Regions from separate parts of the Mus musculus genome. Here region 2 is linked to region 1. Evidence: chromatin loops called from intact Hi-C (ENCODE). Cell type or tissue: gastrocnemius. All regions are shown on one strand. Links, peaks and the distances in the headings refer to the core of each region. The heading gives the core; the rest is flanking DNA.

Evidence for each region. Peaks named below come from ENCODE experiments on the same cell type or tissue, not always from the same donor. Only the 100,000 strongest peaks of a DNase experiment are listed, where the experiment ranks them.
Region 2: a loop joins it to region 1, with 14 times the contacts of the local background. A loop is called at or near these places in 38 of 42 quality-filtered maps.

Annotation. Positions count from the first base shown.
Region 1 is chr7:84,268,657-84,276,878 of GRCm38, forward strand. Arnt2 (aryl hydrocarbon receptor nuclear translocator 2) reads right to left here. Exons shown (of 19, transcript NM_007488.3): 12 at 6,679-6,830; 13 at 183-255. Among named protein-coding and RNA genes, the nearest start is that of Gm26708, 40 kb to the left of the region's middle. In gastrocnemius, for the core only: a CTCF peak has its summit at 5,454; a DNase peak (open chromatin) is centred at 3,967.
Region 2 is chr7:83,909,724-83,917,945 of GRCm38, forward strand. No RefSeq gene overlaps it. Among named protein-coding and RNA genes, the nearest start is that of Mesd, 22 kb to the left of the region's middle. In gastrocnemius, for the core only: a CTCF peak has its summit at 5,047 (motif pointing right); a DNase peak (open chromatin) is centred at 5,045.

The DNA.
Region 1 (8,222 bases), core at 1,695-6,694:
GCTCTGCCCCTGTGGCTTACTTCAGGAGGGAGGAACCACAGCAGGAGAGCAGGGGTTGAGCACCATTAGCACCCAGTGTGTGGAAGGAGCTGAGTGGATGTGGGGAGGGCGTCAAGTTCTGGGGTGAGTTTAGTTCTCAGTCCTCTGAGTGTCGATCAGAAAAGAATTTCCCAGAAATTCACCTGAGATAAGTCATATGACGACAGCCCATCTCGCTGATGTACCTCCAGTTCTGCCTGCTGTTGCTGAAGTTGCCTGTGAAACAAGAAGTCAACACAGGTGTAAGGAACAGAAAGGTGAGAGGCTGAGGCGGGGAGAAAGCTCTGCTCCTCACAGCCAAGTAGCCTACGCTCTGCAGATCGAGAAAAGGCTTTCCACTTTGTTTTACTCCGACCCCTGTAGTTCAGGTTTTGACTTCTACACAAACTGTTGAAAAGGTAAGGGAAAGTATGTGTGCATATCCTGGTATACGTGCACGTAGAGAAAGTCTGGAGGCTGGCATCAGGAGTTACTCCTCTTTTGTTTTCCATCTTATTCTTCCAGCTCAGCGATTGGCTAGACTGGCTTGCCAGTGAGCTCCAGGCATCCCTCTGTCTCCACCCTAGCAGCTCCAGGGTTAGGCTAAGCTGTTTGCATGGGTACTGGGGATCCACACTCAGGATCTGATCTCCTGCTTGTTCTGTGCTTTATCCACTGAGCCATCTCAGCCTTCAGATTTTATTTCTGAGACAGGGTATTGCTATGCACCCTGGATGGGCCTGTAACTCTTGACCCTCCTGCCTTAGCTCTCTAGTTGAAGGAGGATAGACAGGCACCATCATGCCTGGATCAAACAAGGACTTCAGCAAATGACTTTGTTTTATTCAGGGGAAAAATACAGTACTAAAATTCTTTTAAAAACAAAATTCAGGAAAGCAGTCTGTTCGGCACTGAGCAAAGCACCTGCCGTGAGGGTGCACATCTTCTTACTCATGCCTCAGACTGAATTTTTATGGTGGTTACTTTATCCACATCCAATATCAAGAAGCTGGAGCTCAAAGCTAGGTTTAGATCAGAGATGTCCTGCTACATCAGAGCAGGATCTCACTTCAGGGTTGAGTCCAAGGTGCTTGGCTCCTCCTACTCTTCCAGGCTCCTCCTACTCTTCCAGGCTCCTCCTACTCTTCCAGGCTCCTCCTACTCTACCAGGATGTTCAGTTAGGGGTGGAGTGAGTGTGGGGAAACAAAACGTTGAGAGAGAAAACTGGTGCTTCAAGTTTTAAAGTAGGGAGACTGGATTGCTTTCAGGGAACAGTGAAGCCTGTAACTCACATTACAAAGAAGGTAGAGGGTAAGGTCTAGACACCCCAGTGAAGAGACTCTGTAGGAGGACCTGCTGAGCAGCTGCTTTGGAATCAAACCCAGAAGTCTATTCAGTGAACTATGTGGAGGCAAAGAAAACAGCCATGCCCAAGTCCTGTTCTGATGACTCAGAACAGGACAGATTCCTGCTCTGATGGGGCTGGGTCTCCAGGGAAGGGCAGATGAGCAGACTGAGGTTCCGGGGCGCAATGGACCTGACACTTTACTGTGGTGTAAGAGCACAGGAACAAAGGCAAGGATGGAATCAGAAGGGTGTGCTGTCCCACCAGGCAGTGTAAGCCTCTTATATAAGCAAACTGGAGCATTAATAATAATAACAATAATGATAATAATAATAATAATGATGATAATAGATTTAAAAAATTTAAAAAGAGGGTTAGCAGAGTTGGGAGAGTGCATGAATGATATGGGCTCAATTCCCAGCACCACATAAAAGCAGCCATGGTGGCCCGTGCTTGTAATCCCAGCACCAGAGTTGTGGAGGCAAAAGATTCAGTAGTTCAAGGTTATATTCATATTCAAGGCCAGCCTGGGCAGCATGAGACCCTTTCTTAATTTTTTTTCTTAAAGAATCAATATAATCATTACTGTCAAAGAAGAACCGCTGTCCTTCCTTGTTTGTACTCCATTATCTGCTGTTTCCTGTTCCCTGCATCTTAGGGAGGCATGACGGCTCACTGGCAGGCTGCTCATATCCGAATGGAAGACTGATCACCAGTACTTGGCCAGCATTTTACATCTTTACAATATATGGCTATCAATTATCAGATAAAGGAGATGAGGCTCAGCAAGTTTAAGTGGTGTTCCTAGCTAGAATGCAAATATAACGGATTCAAATATAACTCTGCAGGGCTGTGGAGCCTGACCTCTTTCCTCTGCCCAGAATAAACACCCTCCATGTCCCAGAGGCTCCTGGAGACTCTGGACTCATGGCATTGACGTGATCATGTTCAGAGAAATCTCTTTGGCCTTGTAAGTTGATTCAATAGTGGCTGGAAGAAAGTGACCATCACCTGAGAGGTCACCAAAATGTTGGGGGTTGGTCTGGTGCTGCTATGCATTCAAGTGCTAAATTCCATACGCCAGTAAATTCTGTTGCCCCAAGATGAATTAATTTTTTATGTACATCAGCTTTTGTCTCGAAAGTCTTGCACCCAAATTATCTCTGATTGGTTAATCAAAGTTGCTGACAGCCTGTAGCTGGGTAGAAGAGAGGTAGGCAGGACAAAGGTTCCTGAGCTTGGGGCGGGGGGGGGGGGGGTCTCAGGTAGGGACTATAAGGGAGACCAAGGAGAGGAGGAAGAAGGAAGTCTTACCATGGGCTAATATGGACCATGAGCATGTGGCTATGAGGGCTAGCCCGATGAAGCAAGAACAGTGCAAATGAAGCATATGGCAAGCAATATATTGGGATTCAAGGCATGAACAGACAAAATAGCTTAGAGGGTTGATATCTGCCCAGCTCCGGTGCTTTAAGGCTTATTATCATTCTAAAGGTCTCTGTGTTCTTTATTTGGGTAATAGCTGGTTAAAAAGTAACTGTTGGTGTATTAATTTCAAGCATTAGTTATTAACTGTTTAAGTCACATTACACCAGGACCTCCACCGGGGCAGAGGGGGAAGCGTGCTAGAGTTCTGGGCATAACCTTCAGTTCTGGTTCTCCTCTGAGGGGCAGGAAAAGAAAGGACTAAGAGGCTCCCTGGGTTTGGAGCCCGTCATTGGAGGGGTCTCGTCTCATCTTGACTGGAAGTTGCTGCCTGGCTCTCAAAAAGACAGAACAGAATGGTTTCTTTGTGTCCAGCCCTCACTGAAGGCTGCTGCCTCCTGGCTGTACAACCTTCTGCCTCCTTTTGCATCCACCCCTTCTCTTCACTTTCCACCTACTATCAAGCAGGTAACTCCTACTAACGACCATGGGGTATATGTGATCATTGACCAGTTGGGCTTTAAGAATCCATGTTTGTACTCACACATATGTGTATGCATGTACACGTGCATACATGTATGCACACATACACCTACCATCACAGGGACACATGCATCTTTAGCCCTCCATGCACATACATATGAGTGCACACATGTAGCTATGGCTGTATGCACACATCAGGAGCTTGTGTCATGAGAACCCGAGACAACCTCAGACTAGTGCTATTTTAATAGCAGAGGCTTGGCCTAAGGATAATTGCATGTCACTCTCCAGAAGAGAGATGGGAAGTGAATGTCCAGGAGCTAGGATGGGCGAATGTGGAAAGACGGACATGACTGGTTTCTCAGAGTATCAAATCCCAAACACCAAGACCTGACCTCCTCAGTGAAGTGCACCCTGTGTGTTGCATCAGTCTGTTTTTCTGGGCTTCCATCTGTGTGGAAGGAACAGGAAGAAGTCAGAGGTGACAAAGAGCCTTTTCAGCAGTTTAGCACAAATGCTAAACACCCAATGCTTGCTTAACTCCTTCAGGAAGTTGCTTTTGGATGCTCTTAGCTGAAGGCTACCGAGCAAGCAACTCCTCACTCCTCCCCCCAAGCACAGGGCATGGGAGGAGCTTTCCTAACTAGCTGGCCTACTGCTGGCCTAGCTGACAAAACTCAAGAATGCTCTTGTCTGCTCACATGCTTGGTCAGCACCGCCCTCTACCGTCCAGAGCAAGCTTTTCATCCTTGCCACTGAACACCTGGTTTAGAAAACTGACATGTGTTGCTACTGCCGCTGCTGCAGGTGCCCCAGGGGCTTTCTGATTCACACAACTTCCAGGAGATGCTGAGAACGACTGACCTGAGACAGCAGAATAGCCCACCTCTGAACAAAATGCTTTTCTGTCTCATCACTGTCTGGCTTTCAGAAAGCCAACCCAGTCAGCCTGGCTGGCTTGCAGAGGAGGGTGACTTTGCTTCTATGCCTCCCCCTTGTCAGGGCTGCCTCCTGGGGGTGTTCCCTAGGCTCTGGGGGGGGGGTCCTGTCTTGTCTTCTTCTTCCTCTGTATCTGTCCACTGTCACCTGCCTACTTCTACCCATGCTTTCATGGTTTTGAAGCTCAAGCCTTGGGCTTCTGGGACTGGGTCCCCTCTTAAAGCAAGAACAGTAATGCAAGCATCTTGCCTGGCCTAGGCCATGTCCAGTCATGGTGGACAGGGGACATCAGCTTCATTAGCTGTGACCAGACATGTGACTCTGATGGCAGAAGGTAAATGAAGACTGGAAAAGAACAACGGTGAAAGATTTAAAAGCCCCCAACCATCCGCAACAAGGCTCCTCAGTCAGCTCTGCCCATCCAAATCTACAAAGCTGCTGGGTGCCCAGCCAGGGCACTGTTACTGTAGATAGGGTGGCTTGGACGTGCTATAGAAGTAGTTCATCAATAGGGAGGAGTTAGTGACAGGGAGATTTAGGAAGGTTGACAGTGAAGCTTAAGTTACACCCTCAAGAACAGCCTCACTCACAGGAATCCAGCGGCCTCAGAGCCCTTGCTGAGCACAGGCCTGTGTACACAACCACATACTGAGAAGGAACAAAGAGGGATAGGGGCAGAGAAGGAGGCAGGATCCAGAGAGGAAGTAGTTTTCCCTAGGATCCAAAGGGGGAAGATTCCAGAATAGTGTCCAGGACTCTGAATAGTTGGCTTGTTTTTCTATTTCCGTGACTTCTTGGCTAGGCAGCCTGAATTGGCAGGTGTGAGGCCATATTGGGAGAGATAAGCCTAGGGGTAGAGATCTGGTTTGCACAGGTGCTAAGAAGGTTAGGCTAGCTAGCATTGTCTTCTTCTGGCAAGAGCCTGGCACCTGAGAAGCCTGCTCAGCACCCTCTATACCTTGAACACAGCAGCAGCCAGGGCCTACCTAGCCCCGTGCATCTGGCTCTACTCTCATTTCCCAATCTTCCTTATTTTCATCAGACCTAGCATCAGATATGGGTGTGTCACTCATGGGCATGTCTTTGGTCCCTGGGTAAAGAGCACCCCTCCTCCACATTGTGGGACTGACAAGGAAAAATGGAACACCCTCAATTTGAGTGAAACCTCTGGATGAGACAGGATCATCTTTTTGCCCATCTGGATCTGTGGCTTCTCCTATTTATTTGGCTCCATTTACAGTTTGACCAGCAGATGGGGTAGAAGACGAATCCAGTTGTACCAAGTACACAGAGGGGGAAGATGTTTAGAAGGAGAGCTAGCCCAGAAGGGCTGATGGAGAAGCATCAGGGAGCAAGAGATTATGCGTCCCAGATGGCGTGCTCAAAGCTGTTGGACTAGTGCAAAAGCCAGGCTTCAAGGGACCGGGACAAGCTGAATGGGAGCAGCGGCTCAGCGAGGCCAGGTTGGAAGGGAGGCTCTGACAGAGGGACGTGGCAGGTTCTTAGAAGGATCCCCTGGTGTCAAGAGATGGGGAAAAGAAGGCCATGGGTTTCAGGACCAGCCTTGACTGGACCAGAGGAATGGAGATTGGGAATTCCAGTGACCATAAACAGCAGACACAAGGGCAGTCTTTAGTATGCCTGTCTCATTCCACACTCTGTCACCCCAGGCATAGCTTTTACGTGCTTTAACTCACTGGAACACCTGTGTGCCCACATGTTTGCATGTGTTGGTTCTTTGCAGGGTACGAATATCCCTTAGCTCACACCAGGGTTACACATGATACAATACCATAAGTGTGTGATATTGTAAATCACAAAGGCACCACTGCCCCCAATCCACGGCATCAGGCTTAGCAACTCACAGAATGATAGCTGTTTCCTCATGTGGATGTGTGGCTGAGTGGAGCTGCCTCTCTCTGACACAGCTTAGCATCCCATGAAGTGACGGGTAAGAGAGGAAGTGACTTACACAATACCACAAACTGGTATGGCCAAAACGAGAGCTCAGATTTACCTGTCAGCTCCCTGGATATGAAAGGTACACAAAAGGCAGGGGTCCCGGGCTGGGAGCAGGGAGGGATGCTTCCAAGCTTAGGTGCTGCTGCTACAACATGCTGCTTGACCTTGGCCTGAGCTTCATGAAGCCCACTCCACTTCCACTCACTAGCTTCAGCAGGACAGGAGACCAGGCACAGTGTTTACCACAATAGGATGTAGAAGCAGATACTTCTCTGCTTGGCTTAATGTCAAGAAGAAAAGAATGGAATGGAGGCTGTGGTAACCTGATCTGAACATGGAAGGGATGCACACCACAGTAAAGGAAACCCAGAGTCTCCCATTTTCTTGCCCCTTCACCCCATAGGGGTTTTGGGTTGCAGCTAGATCCTATGGGGAGAAAGGAGCCTCAAGCAAACCAGCTCACTCATATGTGAATAATCAGCAGAAGAGAGGGCTGTGCACGTACTTGACATTGGTGTTGGTGCAGATGACGTACTCGATCTCATCAGAGTAGGGGTTCTGGAAGGTGAAGCTGCTGGTACGGATCAACAGCCACTCCCGGTTCTTGGTGCGGAACCGATACATGACCGACAGCACTTGGCCCTTCAGCTTAACCACCTGCAAAAACATTTAGACAAGGGAGTCAGAAGGAGGAGGAAGAGAGAGCAGCCAGACAGTGTGGCCGGCTGCTGAACAGGTCAGCAAGACCACAGAATGGGGTGCTGCTGCAGCCAACGGCAGTAAGGGGGAGGGGCATGAGAGTAAGAGTGACAGGTAGCAGCTAGGCTCATACTTTCATCTGCTTCTGCTCTGGGGTCACTCTGTCATGCCATGTGAGACCAGTAATAGTCAGTGTTTCTAATTTAGTGGCTACAAATCAGATGGTGGGCACCCATACGCAAACAGTGCCTGGCACAGAGCAGTACCAACAACATAAGAGTTGCCTTCCTTCCTTCCTTCCTTCCTTCCTTCCTTCCTTCCTTCCTTCCTTCCTTCTTTTCCCCTTGGGCATTAGGATGATCCGGGGCTAAGTGCAAGGTGCACAGCTATAATGCATCATAAACTTATTTCTTAGATGGACTTAATTCACATAAAAATTTTAACCTCTGTTTGACATTGTAAAGTGGATTCAATAAACTCTCAGGAAGGAGGTGAAATAAAAGGGTAAGTCTGTATGCATTATTTATTTGAATGTATCGATCTGCCACTACTTTCATGTTCCAGTGTGGCTCCCAGCGTACTTTCATGGACACCTGGAAAGGTGGCTTCACTATTTACTGATGACATTACCAGGATGCAAAGATTAATTAAGTTCTTTAAGATCCTACAGCTCTAGTGAGTAGCAAAGAGGGACAAGAACTGTGATTTTATGTCCAAATTACAAGCTTATCTCTCTGGGGATAGCTTTTTTTTTCTCTGTTCACTTACACAAAAGTACGTAAAGAGACCAGCCCACTGGCGGCTGGAAGCATCCAGGTATTGGTCTCACCAAAGAGAAAGAAGTGGAAGATGGAGAAGCTACCGGAACGACTAACAGACCTTGCCCAGATGTGACTGTCCCCAAGAACAAGATAAGGCAAGCAGAAGTCCTTCTTGTAGGCATGTACAGTCTCTGATCCTGGGAATGTAAGTCTTCAGGCTTTCGGGGTGTGGTCGCAGATGGATTGGTGATAAGAATAGGGCCTGCTTCTATAGCCAGGCAAGGTTGGATTTCTCCTAACATCACTGTGTTTGCAGCCTGCTTCCCACTGGGAGTTTGTAGTCTCTACCATACTGCACACAGCCCGGGGACCTGGTGAACTAAGCTTTGCACAACCCAGCCCAGTCCAGCCCAGTGTCTTGCACACAGTAGCACTTAGAGCACACCTCATATGCTACATAGTCCTGAAGCAGCCAGGTGACTTCTCCCACACTGCTCCTGGGGGAAACCAGGCATAGCCACATTGCAGAGTATCAGACAAGACCCTCCTGGGGAATATCCAAGAGAAAAAAACCAAACAAAAGAACAAA
Region 2 (8,222 bases), core at 2,008-7,007, 360 kb before region 1:
ACTAAATTGTATCTCACTGGGTAAAACTCTTCAAATTATTTGTTTAAATTTATAAGTTTGACTTTTAAAAAAGTCTATTGTTAAAAACCAACCAAACAAACAAACAAAACCTCACCCTGAAGAAAGGCTTAAGGCTACACTGGGATTCTGAACACCCAGGGTAGTTACTGGCAGGCTAATAAAGACTTCTGTTGTCTTAAACTTAGGTCTGAGTAATCTCGGGTGGATACCCCAAAGCATTCACCTGTCTGTCCCTTTATAGAACTTGTGCTGCAGCCCAAGGTTCCAGCCATCCTGCCAGCCTTGGTCGGGATGCATTTGCTGGATGGTCGTGGAGACCAGAGATGAACACCTGACCCCTGGGGTGTCCTCATGTGGGGTTGGCCAGTCAATCCTCCTCAGCCAGGGACTGATTCAATAGCTCAGTTGTGACTGGTCAGCTATGGAAGGCCCAGAGACTTTTGTTGGGCAGGCTTCTAGCCTGGCCTGGGTTGGATGTTGCCATTACATTCTAAGAGTTCAAGATCTACAAGGGCAGGTTTGGAGAAGTTTTTGCATTTCTGATTTCTACAGAGTGGACCCATAAATCCAGGTGATCAGCAGGATCAGGCCATATTGTCAACTCAGTAAAAACAAAAATCCCCACATAGTTATTGATCACTTATGTGCCAGGCAACAATGTTAACTTAACTTGTAAGCCTTAATGAGTGAGATTTCCTGTCCACTGTGTTGCTGCCAACCAAACCACCTAGATTTGATCCCTAGAACCTACCTGATGGAAAGAAAGAACGGACTCCTGCCAGCCTCTGTTTTCACATGCCTGCCACGATGCATGCACACGCTCCCTTCACCACACAGTAAATGTAAAAAAATATTTATAGCTGGGTGTGGTGGCACATACCCTTTAACTCAGTGCTCTAGAGACAGAAGCAGGCAAGATCATTGTGAGTTTGAGGCTAGCCTAGTCTACAACCTGAGTTCCAGTTACACAAAGAAACTGTGTCACAAAAACAAAAACAAAAACAACAAACAAACAAACAAACAAAACCCCCAAAGAAACAAAAAGAACAAAATACAATTTTTAATTTTAAAAACCAGTCTTTCCTATGAAATAATTTACTTTTATCTTTCTTCCTCTATTCTTGGGTGTGTGTGTGTGTGTGTGTGTGTGTGTGTGTGTTTGTGGGGAGGTTGTTTGTTTTCAGACAGAATCTCATTATACGCCTATATTTTTGTTTTTGGTGGGGGTTGTTTTGGTTTTTTGTTTTGTTTTGGTTTGGTTTGGTTTTTTGGCTTTTTCGAGACAGGGTTTCTCTGCATAGTTCTGGCTGTCTTGGAACTCACTCTGTAGACCAGGCTGTCCTCGAACTCAGAAATCCACCTGCCTCTGCCTCCCAAGTGCGTGCGCCACCACCGCCCAGCTTGTAGTTTTGTTTTTGAGGCAGGGGATTAGCTTTGGCTAACCTGGAGCTTACTTTGTAAACTAGGCTAGCTAACATTGCTAACAGCATGCATGAATTGGTCCATCTTACATTGCATGGTTGAGCTCTATTTGTCAGGACTCCATAAAGAGAAATGCACCAAAAACACTTGTGGTGGTATGCTGCAGTTTCTTGCTGTTTCCTCAGACTCTGGCTGATTGGCAGAGTGATGTCAGCTGAGACAGATTTATATACTGAGGCAAGACCAGTGGAGGACACAAGATGTTTGGCAGGAGTATAAAAAGGACTTGACAGTGATGGAGGCTGAGCTTGGCTTGCTTATAGAGCTAGCTGAACAACTCTTGTTGGTCTTGAGTCTTCACTGAGCTTCACTTTGCTGAGAGAGGCACAGTGGAGAACTTTTCCTGGCCTTACTCCCTGGTCCATCTGGCTGACTTGTGCCAAGTCTGAGGCCTGGCTATCTCTGCAAGGTAATGCCACTGCTGCTTATTTATGTTTGGTATCCCAACTCTACCAAACTGGACCGCTGGTCTATCTGTGAAGTGCTTGTGAGTAGATCAAGCTGCCACTGCTGACCTGTGAACCACTGATTTCCAGACAACACAGATGGGGGTTGCTCCAAAGAACCTTTTCTAAACAGGTCCACTTCCTCTACCCATCCTTTCTTTTTCACTACCTCTGCTGGGTGGTGGGCTAAAAGGGAAGTTAGAGCATCCAAGAACCATCATTGAAAGTAAGCCTTGAAAAAGTCAACGTTACAATGATCTGAATGAGATTCCCTTATATTTGGGTATTTGAATATTGGTTCAGCTGGTGGCACTGAGTAGGTTCAGGAGATGTGGCCTTGCTGGAGGAAGCCCATCACTGGAATCAGGCTCCAAGGTTTCAAAAGCCGTACGCCATTTGTAGTACATTCTCTCTGCTTCCTGTTTGTGGTTCAAGATGTGAACTCTGCTGTTGCTCCAGCCACCTGCCACCTGCTTCCTCCACTCCATCCCCACAGACTATTAACCCTTTGGAACTGTAAGGCAAATAAACTCTTTCTTCTATACATTGCCTTGTTCCTGCTGTTTTCTTGCAGCAACAGAAAAGTAATTATCATGCACAGAGCTCTGGGTTTGAGCCCTAGCACTGTAGAAGGAGTGGTGTCACATGCTTATAATCCCAGCATGCAGGAAGTAGAGACAGAAAGTTTAAGGTCATCTTCAGCTGCTCAGAGATTTCAAAGCCAAATGACAGTATCTGAGCTCTGTCTCAAGAAAAGAAAAGAAAAGAAAAGAAAAGAAAGAAAAGAAAAGAAAAGAAAAGAAAGAAAAGAAAAGAAAAGAAAAGAAAAGAGGGGAGGGGAGGGGAGGGGGGAAGGGAGGGTAGGGTAGGGTAGGGGAGAGGAGAGGAGGGGGAGAGGAGAGGAGGGGGGGGAGAGAGAGAGGGAGAGAGGGAGGGAGAGGCAGAGGGAGAGGGAGAGGCAGAGGGAGAGGGAGAGGGAGAGGGAGAGGGAGAGGGAGAGGGAGAGGGAGAGGGAGAGGGAGAGGGAGAGGGAGAGGGAGAGGAGAGGGAGAGGGAGAGAGCCTTTACTGACCCTGTGATGAGAGAAAGGGCTCACTTGAGAATGCAGTGAAGACAGCTGGAGGTTTATAGCCAAGGGCAGAGTGTACAGCTTTGAGCAGCAATGGTTAAGAGGGATTTGATTATCTATCAAGGAAGAGGGATTCTTGTTAAACTGGTTTATGACTCAAGTTTGATTTTGTTTTTGAGACTAGACATTGCTTTGTCTTTCTCTTTTTTTTAGATTTATTTATTATTATATCTAACTACACTGTAGCTGTCTTCACACACACCAGAAGAAGCCATCAAGATCTCATTGCAATTGGTTGTGAACCACCATGTGGTTGCTGGGATTTGAACTCAGGACCTTCAGAAGAGCAGTCAGTGCTCTTAATTGCTGAGCCATCTCTCCAGCCCCGAGACCAGACATCGCTGTGTAATCCAGGCTGGGTTTGAACTTGAAATCCCCTGGCCTCGCCCCCCCCAAATGCTGGGGTTATAGGTGTGGATCACCATGGTTGGCTTCTGACTGGAGGTTTGCAGGAAGCAGGGGACCTTTCTTTTCTCTGGCATGATGCAATGTGCATAGTCCTTCTTGTACTCAGGCATCAGCTCTTGACTGTGAGACCTGATGGTAAAATAGGACCCCATGAGGAGTATGGAAGGTTTGGAAGATTTAAATCCTTTCTGATGGAATCTGAAAGAGATTCACCTCCTTGATCAAACATAAGTCAGGCTCCTTCAAGCCCACTAGGCCCCAGCCCTTAGCATTCATCTATGGCAAACTTATATCTCCCAGTTTGGCAAGAATCCTGTCAAGTCAGTTCTCCTCGCATCCCATACCCTTGATATCACACTTCATATAGATATGGGTCAAATGTGAAGTGTCTCTTCGGTTGTGTGTTAAAGCATAGTCCCCAGCTGGTAGCACTATTTTGGAAATATTTGGAATGTTCTGGAAAATTTAGAAGATGGGGTCCAGTTGGAGGAAGCTCACTTAGAGGCGTGCCTTTGAAGGCTCTCTCTGGTCCCCAACCCCTTCCTCTCTGGTTCCGTTCCTACGAACAGCTTTCTTCACTTGCTTATACTGCCGCAGCACTGTGCCTTAGTGCATGGGACCAAGCAATAAGGGCTTGAAGCTCTGAGGAAGACAAACTGCTTAAACTGTTTTATGTCCTGCATTCTGTCACAGTGAAGAGAAACAAGAGAGATAGAATGTCTGATGTTTTCACTCCTTACCACTTCTGACATGATGTTTTAGCAAGGACCCAGTGAGCCAGTTTGGCCAGGACCCCCTCACACTTGGCAGTATCTGCTATCTGCTGTCTTCATCCCCCGACTCTACCCTGCCTCAGCTATAAATTCCAGTGCTCAGAACGCTCTTCTGTTGCAAGAGATCCCGATTAAAACCTGGTTTTATTATCTTCCTATTATCAGACTGTGCAGCATCTGAGAGGAAAAGGCCCTGAAGAACTGGGAATGCTGAGTCAGCTTTCCAGAAGTTCTGTTGTAGAGCGGTGCACAGCAGCGAGCATAGCTAGGTTTTTAGAGATAATGCGCATTCTCACAACAGCTCTGCAGGTAAGATGTGGCAGCTTATTTACAGGGTAGTGGGTTGAGGCAGAAAGGGACCTGCCCGGTGATGTTAACGGGTAGTGAGTGCCTCGTCACCTTCTCAAGACTCAATCAGAGGAGGTGGAGCACACCTGACGTCCATGCGCTTGAGAGTCTGAAACCATAGAATTGTGGGGTCAAGGCCATTTGAAATCTCATTTCAAGAGAGAGAGAGAGAGAGAGAGAGAGAGAGAGAGAGAGAGAAGGAAAGAAAGGAAAGGAAAGCAGAGAAGAGAAGAGAAGAGAAGAGAAGAGAAGAGAAGAGAAGAGAAGAGAAGAGAAGAGAAGAGAAGAGAAGAGAAGAGAAGAGAAGAGAAGAGAAGAAGAGAAAAGAAGGCTAGAGTCTCTTCTGTATAGTCCTGAAAAAACAAGACAGTCCTTTGCTCTCAGGATAGCCTTCCCATTTGAGGAATCGATTTGAAATCTGAGTGGTTCCCACTAGGGGGCAGCAGAGACCGGTTGTGCCTTGCTGTTTCTCCAGCTCTTTGGGGTTTTTTCACTGAGGTCCTCTGGTAAGAATTCTTCAGTTATTACTCAGTCAAACTCGTGTTTTGTGAAAATACACCCCTGTAACTCAATTTATCTTTGAAATATAAGTGATCATTTGACCCCTATGCATCCTTTAACATGACCTATATTAATTTAGGTTAGAGAGACTGTTTGGTGAGCAAAGAAACCCTGCACACCAAGCCTCATAACCTGAGTTTGACCTCAACATTCACTAGGTGGAAGGAGAGGACCAACTACTAAAACTTGACTTTGACCGTGGCATGTGAGCACCTAATATACTAAATAACTTATATCACCCTCAGCAGCCCTATGTGATAATGATATATATGTTACTTTACACAGAGAGAAGCCACAGTCCAGAGAAGCAGCCAATTTCCCAAAGTCCAACCACAAAGCAAAGACAAAGGTGAGGTTTGAACTCATGTGTTTGGATTCTGAAGTCTGCCCTAGTTCCCTCAATTTGCCTCTGGGTCTTGTTCCATGGGCCTCTCTGCAGACCCACCTGCTTGCAGTTCCAAACACTCTTTTCTCTCTTAAAATTTTTTATTATTTAAATGCATTTAAACATTAAACATATTAATAATATTGAATATTTTGAGAATCAAATAATACATAAAATTTGTTAAACTTTTATATTCATATCCTTTTACATCCTAAAAATATCATTAATGAACATTTAATACTACCCATAACAGAGGATCCTATATCTAATGTTGAATACTAAATTGTTTCAAAACACACAAAATATTCTTTGGGAATTTTTTTTTCTGTTTTTCTTATTTTCTTTCTTTCTTTCTTTCTTTTTTTTGTTCTTTTTTAATTAGATATTTTCTTTTTTTATATTTTAAATGTTTGGGAATTTTTTTCTGTTTTTCTTATTTTCTTTCTTTCTTTTTTTTTTGTTCTTTTTTTTATTAGATATTTTCTTTATTTATATTTTAAATGTTATCCCCTTTCCTAGTTTCTCCTCTGAAAATCCCCTATCCTCTCCCCTCTCCCCCTGCTCACCAACCCAACTACTTCCAATTCCTGGCCCAGGCATTCCCCTATACTGGGGCATAGAACCTTCACAGGACCAAGGGCCTCTTCTTCCATTGATGACCAACTAGGCCATTCTCTGCTACATATGCAGGTAGAGCCATGAGTCTCTCCATGTGTTTTCTTTGATTGGTGGTTTAGTCCCAGGGAGATCTGGGGCTACTGGTTAGTTCATATTGCTGTTCCTCCTAGGGGGCTGCAAACCCCTTCAGCTCCTTGGGTACTTTCTCTTGCTCCTTTATAGGGGACCCTGTATTAGTCAGGTACTGGCAGAGCCTCTCAGGCGACAGCTATATCAGGCTCCTGTCAGCAAGTTCTTGTTGGCATCTGCAATAGTGTTTGGGTTTGGTGGTTGTTTATGAGATGGATCCCCAGGTGGGGCAGTTTCTGGATGGTCATTCCTTCAGTCTTTGCTCCGAACTTTGTCTCTGTAACTCCTTTCTTTGGGAATTAAACATAATAAAGGAGCATAAAATATTAAAAAGGAATCATGAAGAAATATATTCAAAAGCCCTTATATGAAACAACCTGACACAGTGAGAGAATGTTTAAGGCACATTTTATATCTGTGTGCATTGTCTAACTATAAGTTTACTTTTAAAAGATTATCAGTGAGCAGAATTCTTTCAATCTGGAATTTTCTGTGACTTCCAGACCTTACAGGTGATGTGACAAGTTGTGTGTTATTACACACTCGTTAGAAAAATGCTGCACTTGGGCTCCTTGGTCTCTTTCCTCAAAAGGCCTTAAAAACCAGTCACAGACTATGGAGATTTCAGCCTAATGGCTTAGCCTAGTCTCTTCCCTAAAGTTTCACCTCTATACAGCATTTTTTTCTCCCTCTTCCTGTTTCTTGAGACAGGGTCGCACTGCATTGCCCAGCTTGATTCAAGCTTGTGAACTCATGTTTCTACCTCCTGTCGTGACTTCCCATGTGGCCAGGACTATTAGACACTTGATACTTTATATATAGAAATATTTCCTACAAAGCAGTAAGAGTTAAGAAAGAAAGAAAGAAAGAAAGAAAGAAAGAAAGAAAGAAAGAAAGAAAGAAAGAAAGAAAGAAAGAAAGAAAGAAAGAGGGGACTGGAGAGATGGCTCAGTGGTTAAGAGCACCAATTGCTCTTCCAGAGGTCTTGAGTTCAATTCCCGCAACCACATGGTGACTCACAACTATCTGTAATGAGATCTGATGCCCTCTTCTGGTGTGTCTGAAAAGAGCAATGGTGTACATAAAATAAATAAATAAATCTTTTTTAAAAAAGGAAGAAAGAAAAACAAACAAACCACTAAAATTATCAGAAGTGGCCAGTTTACATAAGGGCAAATGTGTTAAAATTCCATGTGTGTCCGTGTCTTCTGTAGTTATAAGATATCATTGGAAAGAACAGTGAGGTGCATCTATTAAACTATTAAACAAGTGGGTTGTAAAAAGAACTAGAAAGTAAATACTTTGAAAGAAATAAAAAAGAACTCGACCCTCCTGGACAGCGGTGTTAGAAGAATTACTTGGAGCAACTTTTCTGCAGAGCCGTTCAGCGTTGTAGAAGAAGAGCATCAACAAGCATGCAGATTGTGGCTCCAAAGAACATGCATCAGTGATACCAAGGACTTATGAAAAGAACACGTGGTGCAGTGTTTTATTTTATTTATGGTGGTCATGCACATCGTGAAATAGGCCAGTGATCAGAGACTGGTTAAATCAGCACCCCTCCCAGCTGAAGAGTCAAGTGACCATTGAGATATTGGTGACTATTAAAGCTAACCCATCAGCCATGGTGATTCACAATATTTTTTCTAGTTCTATTAACTTTATTATTTTTCTTTACTTTTAAAATATTTTAAAATTTATTTATTCACCTTACATCTCAATATCAGCCCCAGCTCTCCTCCCAGTGCTCTCTCACACAGATCCTCCCCACATTCCCCTCTCTCCTCCTTTGAGAAGGGAAGCCCCCCTCCATTACTCCCACCCTCACCCACCCTCTCTCCCTCCCTCCTTCCCCTCACATCAAGTCCTTGCAGGACTAGGCATATCCTCTCCCACTAATACCAGACAAGACAGCCCCATTA